Linked DNA regions of Mus musculus: region 1 is linked to region 2. The links are chromatin loops, found by intact Hi-C in ENCODE. Cell type or tissue: left cerebral cortex. All regions are shown on one strand.

Evidence for each region. Hi-C counts contacts between places; a loop is a spot of excess contacts. Peaks named below come from ENCODE experiments on the same cell type or tissue, not always from the same donor. Only the 100,000 strongest peaks of a DNase experiment are listed, where the experiment ranks them.
Region 1: it touches region 2 in a loop (10-fold over the local background); 1 of 42 quality-filtered maps calls a loop at or near these places.

The regions. Positions count from the first base shown.
Region 1 is chr15:85,425,636-85,430,635 of GRCm38, forward strand. All of the region lies in intron 9 of Atxn10 (ataxin 10), which reads left to right. Among named protein-coding and RNA genes, the nearest start is that of 7530416G11Rik, 75 kb to the right of the region's middle. In left cerebral cortex, no CTCF peak of the experiment used is centred here; DNase peaks (open chromatin) are centred at 1,906 and 2,708.
Region 2 is chr15:85,371,442-85,376,441 of GRCm38, forward strand. It overlaps Atxn10 (ataxin 10), which reads left to right. Exons shown (of 12, transcript NM_016843.4): 4 at 3,881-3,977. Among named protein-coding and RNA genes, the nearest start is that of Gm23517, 23 kb to the left of the region's middle. In left cerebral cortex, a CTCF peak has its summit at 2,033 (motif pointing right); a DNase peak (open chromatin) is centred at 1,857.

The DNA of each region.
Region 1 (5,000 bases), 54 kb after region 2:
GGGGAAGGGAGTCAAGAGGGTAGTAGAGGCAGAGAGAGAGGGGGGGCGGGGCAGGCCATGAGCATGTGGAGAGGGGGAAGGGAAGCAGAGAAAGAGCAAGAGAGAAGAGAGCCGTGTCCTTTAGTCTTAATTTATACATGGTCTGTGGCTTTGTTTGGGCATTTTTTATTATTATTATCTGTCATTTGCTTGGTTTTTGTTGTTGTTTTGTTCTGTTTTCTTTTTGTGTATATGTTTCCCTCCCTCCCTCCCTCCCTCCCTCCCTCTCTCCCTCCCTCCCTCCCTCCCTCTCTCCCTCCCTCCCTCCCTTCCTTCTCTTAAAAGAACTGAAGTGGAGAAGATCTGAGAAAAATTAGGGGAGGGGAATACATGTTCAAAATCTGTTTTATGGATTTTTTTAAAATAAAAAATGTTTTAAAAAAGAAAAAAGAAGGGATTTCTGACTTTTAGATGTCAGCACCAAAATGATCCATGAAGAAAGATCCCTTATAAAATAACTAGATGTTCTGAGATGATGAAGGTCTCCTCCAGACACTGAGGAAATTCTATAGACTTCCTGCTTGTTGTTCAGGACTGGAGAGTTCCTTCCTTCCTTCCTTCCTTCCTTCCTTCCTTCCTTCCTTCCTTCCTTCCTTCCTTCCTTCCTTTCTTTCATGGTTGTGAGCCACCATGTGGTTGCTGGGGATTGAACTCAGGACCTCTAGAAGAACAGTCAGTGCTTTTAACAGCTGAGCCATCTCTCCAGCCTAGTTTTCAGTATATTTCACCTGTCTCAGGGGACCCAAGAAGAGCTCTAAAGTTCTAAACTCTCCAGTCCTGAACAACAAGAAGGAAGTCTATAGAATTTTCTCAGTGTCTGGAGTAGACCTTCATCATCTCAGAACATCTAGCTATTTTATATTGTTTTAGCCATCCTCTCTGCCCCTCGTCCTCCCTAATTTTTTTTTAATGTTTGAGACAGAGCTTTGTTATAGAGTGCACACTAGCTTTGTGTGTCCACGTCTGCCTATCTTTGGAATGCCAGGATTACAGACATTACACTATCATACCTGCCATTATTTTTTCTGGAGATGAGAAATATTTTCACGGAGTTGGAAAAAATTGAGTGCATAAAGTTATAATTAAACAGACATGAGTTTTGCCAGCCACTAAGCTGTGTGACTTTGTACTAGTTAAGCGATCCAAGTCTCCTGCTCCTTCTCTGCTGGATGGGGATGCTGCCTTGCATACCTGTCTGAGAATCAGATACTGACACAGAGTTCATCATCGTGCCACCATCTTGTAGCAGAACTAGTAGCTTCTGAACTGCATCTGTCTGCTGTGTGGACCTAACCTCAGTAACAGGCAGGCACTTCAAGGTTGTCCCATTTGATGGTGGCAGCCACATGATTCCCCTAGAAGTCTCTGCAAGCTTTTCTATAAGAGAAGACATACATTTGGTTTTCCCCAGGTTTCTCATTAACCTTATCCCTTGCCATGTCCAGAGGACCCTCAGTGTAGAATAATCCCCAAACAAGTGTCCTGTCCACACATATGTGAGATGCTTGTTCCCATCTAGTGTGGCAGGTTCCTAGATGATCCAGAGGGTCAGTCTTCCAGTGGATATTAACACCACAGATAAGTTGAGCACCAGGTCCAAGACTTAGTTATTAAAGGCCAGAGCTCAGCAGATATTGCAAAGAAAATTGAGATTCTGACCATGGGTTAAAAATTAAAGACCAAACACATTCAGGACCGAATGCTGTTTGTCCAGGCACTGAAGTGTAGCGTTGTAAGGTGAGGCATTATGGGTGGGAATTGCACCTTAAGCAGGCAAGATGGAGTGCGTATTTTTACAGGCTCGCTGTGTAGGTTGTTTTTCATCTCAGTGGAGCTGTGCCTGTCAGCACAGTTGTGCCAGAACAACTCAGAGCTGCATGCTTTCTCAGCCACTGCCATGGTTTCCCATCCCTTTTTGTGTTAAGCTTTCTCAAGTCGTATCTTGTGGCTGGGAAGCTGCATCTAGGTGGAGTGGAGGTTTAAGTAGTGTGTACTCAAGTGCGTTAAAGAAGTGCTTTTCTATTCATATTTTCTTCTGCTTCAAATCAAAGGGCTTTCATGTAAAGCTCTTTAAATATGTCACTGGCCATCTTTGATGGTTTACTTTATTAAACTGCCTTTAAGAAATGACAGTCCTAGAAAGCCAACACTAATGAATCAACAGGTTTAAACTTTTCTACAAAGAATACAACAGAATGCCATAAGTAAAAGTATAACTCGGAGTGATTGTATTGATGCCTTTCACTCATGGTACCTTCTAGAAGCTGGGTACTGTCCTAGTCTGTCTTCTCACATTTGACTCAGGCGGCCGGCCTCTGGTTGGGATGGAGCTTTGGTTTGGTTCGTTTCCCCGACTTTCGTGTGAGAGGCGGCCATCATCCCTTGAAGCTGTGCAGATGACAGTGCCAGTCTCCCCTCCCTGTCCTTGTGACCCCCAGTGGCTTTCCTGCCATGGCTCCTTGGTTGAGAGAAGGTCCACGAAGAAAAAGGCTAAGGCAGAGCCCCTCCTGTGGACTCCAGTGCTCAAATCCAAATCCCTGGCCATGCTTTGACATCTAGTTTGAAGTGTCTGCTTGGTTTGTAACTGGGGAAAGTGTCAGCAGACACCTTTTGTAGGGACGCACTGCGTGAGCGTTCATTCTTCAAATGCTGCCCGAGTTCCCGCCTCTGCACAGTCTCCTCATTTAAGACCAGTTGGGTAGTGGGTGTTATGTGTTTGTTGGATTATTTTTAGTCTTGTGTCTAGAAGTAAAGTCTTTAAATAGTCTAAAAATAGTCTTTAAAACTAGCTGACTTCATTCATCATTTAAGTAAAGCATACCAGATGGTGGAAGATTTTGTGAGAAAATTGTCTAAATTCCTGTGCAGTTGTCATTTAAAAAAAAAAAAGGTAAGGGGCAGTTTACCACTGGGCATCACAGATATAAAGATGCTTGTCTTTATTACTGTCTTTGGTATATAGTGAGCTTCTTGGAACTTAATAGCTGAACTTAGAAAATATTTCGCATTAATCATGGGGTCAACTTTCTTAAAACTGCAGCCCTTTAATACAGTTCCTCATATTGTGGTGATCCCAACCATAAATTATTTTTGTTACTACTTGATAACTGTAATTTTGCTACTGTTAAGAAATTTAATGTAAATATTTGATATGCAGGGTATCTGATATGCACCCCCTATGGAAAAGTTGTTTGACACTCTCCCAAGGGGTCTTGGCCCACAGGTTGAGAACTGCTATTCTAGCTGCCCAAGAACACAGCTATATTTTTGAAGAACTACTGCGGTTTGCATAACAACTGACTTACTCAGTTGTGTACTGCAGTGTGCTGAGGCATGCTGCGGTGTGCTATAGCACTGCAGTGTGCCATGGTGTGCTGCAGTGTTCTGTGGTGTGTTGCAGTGTGCTGAGGCGTGCTGCAGTGTGCTATAGCACTGCAGTGTGCTGTGGCGTGCTGCAGTGGGTTGTTTTTCACACTTTGTCCGCACATGCTTTTCTTCCCTGGCAGTTTCCTGGGTGAGGAGGGTTATTGAGGGATGAGGTCTCAGAGCCCTGTCCCTTGCAGTGTGCCATACAGTTCTTGAGGAGCTTTCTGTGCCACTCTTCCCCCACGACATGTTGGGTATGTACTCGTCCATCTTCCCTGTCTTCATAGTTAGTACTCTGTTGATTCCGCCTTGCTCAGTTTCAACACCCTCTATGGATGACCCTGGAATATGTCAATTGGTCAGAGCTTTTATTGTTAGAGCCTTTATTTCCAAAAACATTTAGTTCAGAAAACCTAAGCTGGTGGGAAAATGATCAGTCTTTCTAATAACACACGGCCAAGTAATTCACTGTTCAGTAAAGTTTTTATTAAAATGTAATTATGGGTATAGCAGTATGTCATTAGGAATCATTTTATTGCTGTGTTCCTTTAGCAGAAATAAAGTATTACGTTTCCCTCTAGGTCCATGATTTAGCTAGTCTAAAGTTCTTGGTTGTTTTGGCAGTGTGAGGTATGGGTTTCCTCTCATGGAGTGGGCTTTGAACACAAGCAAAAAGTCAGTTACTGCCATGACACTTGTGCTGCTGGTGCGCCAGTCTATCTTGCAGGTGGGTCAGGGCGATACTGAGTGTGTAGAGTGCTTTCCAGGACTGAATTCTAGTTGGTCGGGATACAGCTCCTCAGTGAGGCACCAGCTTGACTTCTCCATGTTTCATGACATAAGTAAATGCTGTTTTCAGCAGTTGGGCCTTGCCATCAGGTTGTACAGAGCAACTGATAGCCTTGGTCACAACTGATAGCCTGTGACATTTGGCAGGGTGGGGATCCCATGAAGCCCCTTTGGCCAATGACTCAGTGAGATGTAACTCATTCCTGCCAGTGGAAGTTTTACTTGGTGGCATAGGATGTTTACTTGAGGCATTGTCTTCACGGTTATTTGGTGACACCATTTGTTATGTCTTCAGTGGTGGATGCCACAGTCACACATGCGGCAGATCTCATGAGGTCAGTCGATTGGTGGATGTGCAGAGGCTCCCTCTGAGGGAGGGTGGGAAGGGAGAGAGGGCAGGAAGAGGAGGTACTGTCTTTTTCAAGGGGGTATAGCTCATGCATGAGGGGAGAATATTTGACTTTTCTCAACAATGGAAATATGTTGTGTTTGGGTAGCTATTGATGACGGGACCTGCTGTGTCTCTCCAGGTTACTGAACGTGGGCTTAGGGGTGAGGTTTCCCAGCACCTTTCTTTCATGTTTGTATATATTTTAGGACTCTTCTACAGTGGTGGGCTTCAGGTGGTTTTTTCAGATGGCCTTCAGCATTAGTTGTCTCTCCCTGTAATCCCCCCCTTACCTATCTCTCCTATCATAATGACTATTCTTAGCATCTAGCACAGTATAGCATTTCTTCCTAGTCTCAGGGCATGAGCCACCAGTGCCCGTTAGCTACCTAGAATCTTGATGTTTACCCTCCCCACC
Region 2 (5,000 bases):
CAGTGGATTGCTTAGTAAATTTGGGTCTTCGGCACTTTCTTGAAATGCCTGGCAAGAATTCTGACAGTTCCATGGTCTTAGTAAATGGAAACAAAATAAAACCAGAATTACCAAGAACGTTAAGTTTCGGTCCCTCCTGAAATGAGAACAAGCGACAGGATCTCCGAGTGCACTTGTGCCTCACGTCCCACTTTTGGTATGGACTAATTTGTAAGGACTCAGAGTGGACAGAAGAAAATAAAATTCTAAGAACAGGCTATGAGAAGCCCTTGAATTTAATTCTTTCTTTATTCAGTATTTTTATCTATTGGTATAAACTTGAATCTTGTGTTCAGTTTCCTTAAATTATATTAAATTATTTAGTTTTGGGGTGCTGGCTGCTAGCATTGCTGATGCAGTGCTTTGTGGGAGCTGGGCCTGGAGAAACTGTCCCTAGAGCAGAGCAGAGCAGAGGAGGGCGTCCAGTAAGTCTCGGGGACACTGCTGGCAGCAGGAGTGTCTTGAGAGCACCCCCCTATCTTTCCATTTTTGGATCTTGTCAGATATTTTTCTCCATAAAGCTTTTTTATTTCCCTGTTTTTCTGTTGTCTTATCTGTCTTTTAAAAATGGTTTGTAGCCAGGTGGAACGGCTCATACTTTTAATCTCAGCACTTGGGAGGCAGAGACAGAGGCAGGTGGATCTCTGTGAGTTCTGAGGCCAGCCTGGTCTACGTAGTGAGTTCCAGGACAGCCAGGACTACACAGTGAGACCCTGTCTCAAGAAGAAACAAAAGAAAAACAAAGGTTTATTAGGAGCTCTTTGAATATGCTGTGAGTCTGAAGGTAGTTGTGTATTTTATCTTCCTATTTTGTGGTAATATTTCTGTTTTTTTTTTTTTTTGGTTTTTGGTTTTTGGTTTTTGGAGACATGGTTTCTCTGTGTAGCTGGCTAGCCTGGAACTAGAACTCACTCTATAGACCAGGCTGGCCTCAAACTCAGAAATCTGCCTGCCTCTGCCTCCTAAGTGCTGGGACTAAAGGCATGCTCCACCACTGCCCGGCAATATTTCTGTTTTTATTGCATGGTGTCATCTGAGAAAAAGTGTTACTATATTTAAAATTTATTAATATTTAAAAACTGTCCAGTGTTTTTAAATATTTTGACTTTGGTGCGTATGTTCAGATCAGTGGCTAGAATGGGATTTTCTGTCCTGTGTGAGGAAGTACAGCATTGTCAGGGTTTCTGTGCCGATACCTGGGCACCCCACTGCTAATTCTCATATAGAACATCGCTTATTTAATGACTGGCTGCCAATACTCTTCTTAGTATTGGTTCCAGTCAAGTTCTTGTTCTAGTCCACTGCTCTGTTTAGTTCTTTCTGTCTTGGTTCCACCCTGTTGTACCTACCGTTAACTGAACTAGCCGGTCGTAGTCTGTGAGTCTGTGAGCATAGGTTCTCTTTTTACTTTCCGACAGTGTCATAGCTATTAACAGCCCTCTGTATCTTCATATACATTTTTAGAATGGCTTTACTAAGTTTCCAACAAATATTGCACATCAAGCAGGATGTGCAGTGATAAGTGTGTGTGTGTGTGTGTGTACTCTCTTCTACTTGGATCTAGACCGACAGTTACATTTAACCTCTTTATAGAAGCTGAGTCACATGCTCTGCCTAGTCCTTTCCTTACTTAGTTGTACTTCAACACCTCCATCTTATTTTGTAATTCCTTCTTAGATAGTGTACTCATCACTGTCACTCATATTTTGGCACTTAAAAACACTTTCCTTTTAGATTTGCTTGTATGCCTTTTGCCTGCATGTATCTGTGTACCACATGGAGGATGTCCAAGCCCCTGGAACTAGAGTTGTAGGTGGCCACCAGCTGCCATGTGGGTGCTGGGAACCCTGGATCCTCTACAAGAGCAGCTAGTGCTCATAACTGCTGGGCAGCTCTCCAGCCCCATATATTGGTACTTTTAAAAAAAGATTTATTTATTTATTATATGTGTCTATACTGTAGCTGTCTTCAGACACTCCAGAAGAGGGCATCATATTTTATTATGGATGGTTGTGAGCCACCATGTGGTTGCTGGTGGGATTTGAACTCAGGACCTTCAGAAGAGCAGTCAGTGTTCTTAACCGCTGAGCCATCTCTCCAGCCCATGGTACTTTCATAAATGGTGTCCTTGCCCTGGTCCCATGTCATCCTCCCCTCTTACTGGAGGTTGAGACCTGAGCCCAGGATCTTGGCAAGGGTATCACTCTTTGTATCCCTTAGCCCGATGTCTTTATGCTTGATTGTTTCCTGAATGTAGAACTATGGTTTGTTTTTTTCTTTAATACTGACTTTGGTGAAGCAACATTTGTAAGCTTTTCTTAAAATTTGTATATTTTCTTATTTAAAAAAAAAACCTTTCGGGCTGGAGAGATTACTCAGCAGTGACTGCTCTTCCGAAGGTCCCGAGTTCAAATCCCAGCAACCACATGGTGGCTCACAACCATCTGTAATGAGATCTGACAACCTCTTCTGGTGTGTCTGAAGACAGCTACAGTGTACTTACATATAATAAGTAAATCTTAAAAAATAACTTTCAAATAAATAAGCGTTTTCAAGAATGCAGACAACGTACGAATTTAAATATCCTACAAGCATTAGCCTTTCGTTGGTAGTGTGGGATATGATCGTTTGATTTGTTTGGTTTTTTTTTTTTTTAGCTCTTGGGTCTTTTGTCTTGCTGGCAGTGATACTTTTGTACTCTTCATAAATGGTGATTGCAAATTCCTTAGCTTTCTCTTTCAAAAAAGACTACTTGTCACTATGTGTGGCCATTATTAATTCTAAAGTGCACTGTAGACTTTTTGTTTATTCCTATTTTTAGGCTAAAGCAGCCCCTGAATGGAGGTCCTTGGTAATTTTCAGCCTCTGCCTTAATTGCACGAATATCACTTTCATGTGTGTCTTGATACTTTGTTAATGATGTTGCTGTGACCTTATGTGTTTCACTTGTGAGAAATTGGCGAACTGTTTTCCCAAGTGACTGTACCATGTCCCCTTCTTGCCTGAAGTAAGTGGAGTCCGTGTTCCACCACTCCCTAGCCTTTGCTGTGGTCACTTTCCAAACTTTGGGCCAGACTGGTCTTGTCATGGTTTTTGTTTGTTTGTTTGTTTGTTTTGTTTTTTGAGACAGGGTTTCTCTGTATAGCCCTGGCTGCCCTGGAACTCACTTTGTAGACCAGGCTGGCCTTGAACTCAGAAATCCGCCTGCCTCTGCCTCCTGAGTGGGCATGTTTTTTATTAGCATGATCCTCCTGTCTCAGCATCTGGAGGTGCCTTGATTACAGACATGTGCAGACGTGATCTAATTTGTAGTCATCTTTTAATTGGAGCACATATTCCAATGATATTTCATGTAATTATATTTGAGTTTATAATCTTTTAGAAGTTAATTTCATGTAGTGTTGTTTTGATGAGGCATATTAATTTTATGCTTAGAATTTCTTTTTCTTTTCTTTTTTCTTTTTTTTCCAAGATAGGGTTTCTCTGTATAGTCCGGGCTGTCCTAGAACTCACTCTGTAGACCAGGCCTGCCTCTGCCTCCCAAGTGCTGGGATTAAAGGCGTGCGCCACCACTGCCCTGCTCATGCTTAGAATTTCATTGTGGAGTGAGACTATTAGACAATCAATCTATCAGTCAGTCACTTTCTTCCTCTCTCTTCTCCCCTCCCATCTCTCCTTCTTCCCCTTCATGCCTCTCTCCCTCCACCCTCTTCTTCCCCTCTTTTGTCTCTCCTCTCCCTCTCTCCCCAGTTCTATAACATTGGAAATGTTTCTTACTAAGATGTATTTATTCACTATGTTGAGTCTGTTATCTTCAGCTTTTACTTTTTTATATTCCTAGCTTTTCGATGTGGCCTGCAGTTTTTAGGCAACGTTGCCTCACGAAATGAAGAATCCCAGTCCATTGTTTGGGTCCACGCCTTCCCAGAACTCTTCATGTGAGTATGATGTTAGGATTTTTTTCTATTGACTTCTGAAAAGATCATGGTTATAGTTCCATTTATATGAAGTTCAAAGGCAGGAGAAACAAGACTGCAGGAGTCAGCTCTCTGCTTTCACCCTTGCTGGGTTCTGGAGACTGAGCTCAGGTCACCAGGCTTGGCCGCAGAGACACCCTGACTGGCTGAGTGATCTCAGTGGCCCACATCATGCTTTTTTAACAACAGGGTCTCACTTTGTAACTCTGGTTGCCTGGTCTAGAACTTGATATGTTGACCAGGCTAGGCCTTGTAACTTACAAGAGAGCCACCTGCCTTTGTCTCCTGAGTACTGCCATTAGTAGTGTATATCACCATGCCTGAGTCGTGAAGTTAACGCGAGGACAAAACCCAAATGTTGGGATGAGCCATGACATAATTCATAATTAGTAAGTAACTCACTAAGTAGGTGATAGGCTCTAGGAATTGTGTTATGACTCTTGACTCCAAGTTCTTCTGTTTGAAATCTGTCCCTTATGACCATGATGTACATGCTTATAATCTTTTTACAATTTTCAACTGTTTGTTCTTTCTAACAAGAATAAACATCTTTAATGCTTTGGAAATGTGATCATTTTTATTTTTTCTCTATTCAAATGTTAGTTTCAATTATGAGTCCTAAGTCAAATGTAACTTTTTATTGTCTTTTTTGAGATTTATCCTTACTTATAATTGTGTGTGTGTGTGTGTGTGTGTGTGTGTGTGTGTGTGTGTGAGTAAATGTCCGTAGGTGCATAGTATGTAGGAGCAAAGTTGCTCTCAGCCAAGCCTGTTAGTTCCCTTGGAGCCTGAGTTACAGGCAGCTGTAAGCCGCCATGGGTACCTGCTAGGAACCTTGGATCCTTTGCATGAACAATTTATGCTTTTAATCACAGAACCGTCTCTCCAGTCCCATTTTATCGTATCTTACTGTTGTATTTACTGTTTTTATAGCCAAAGATTATGCTTTTTTCCACAGCATTATTACCTTTATTATATCCTAAA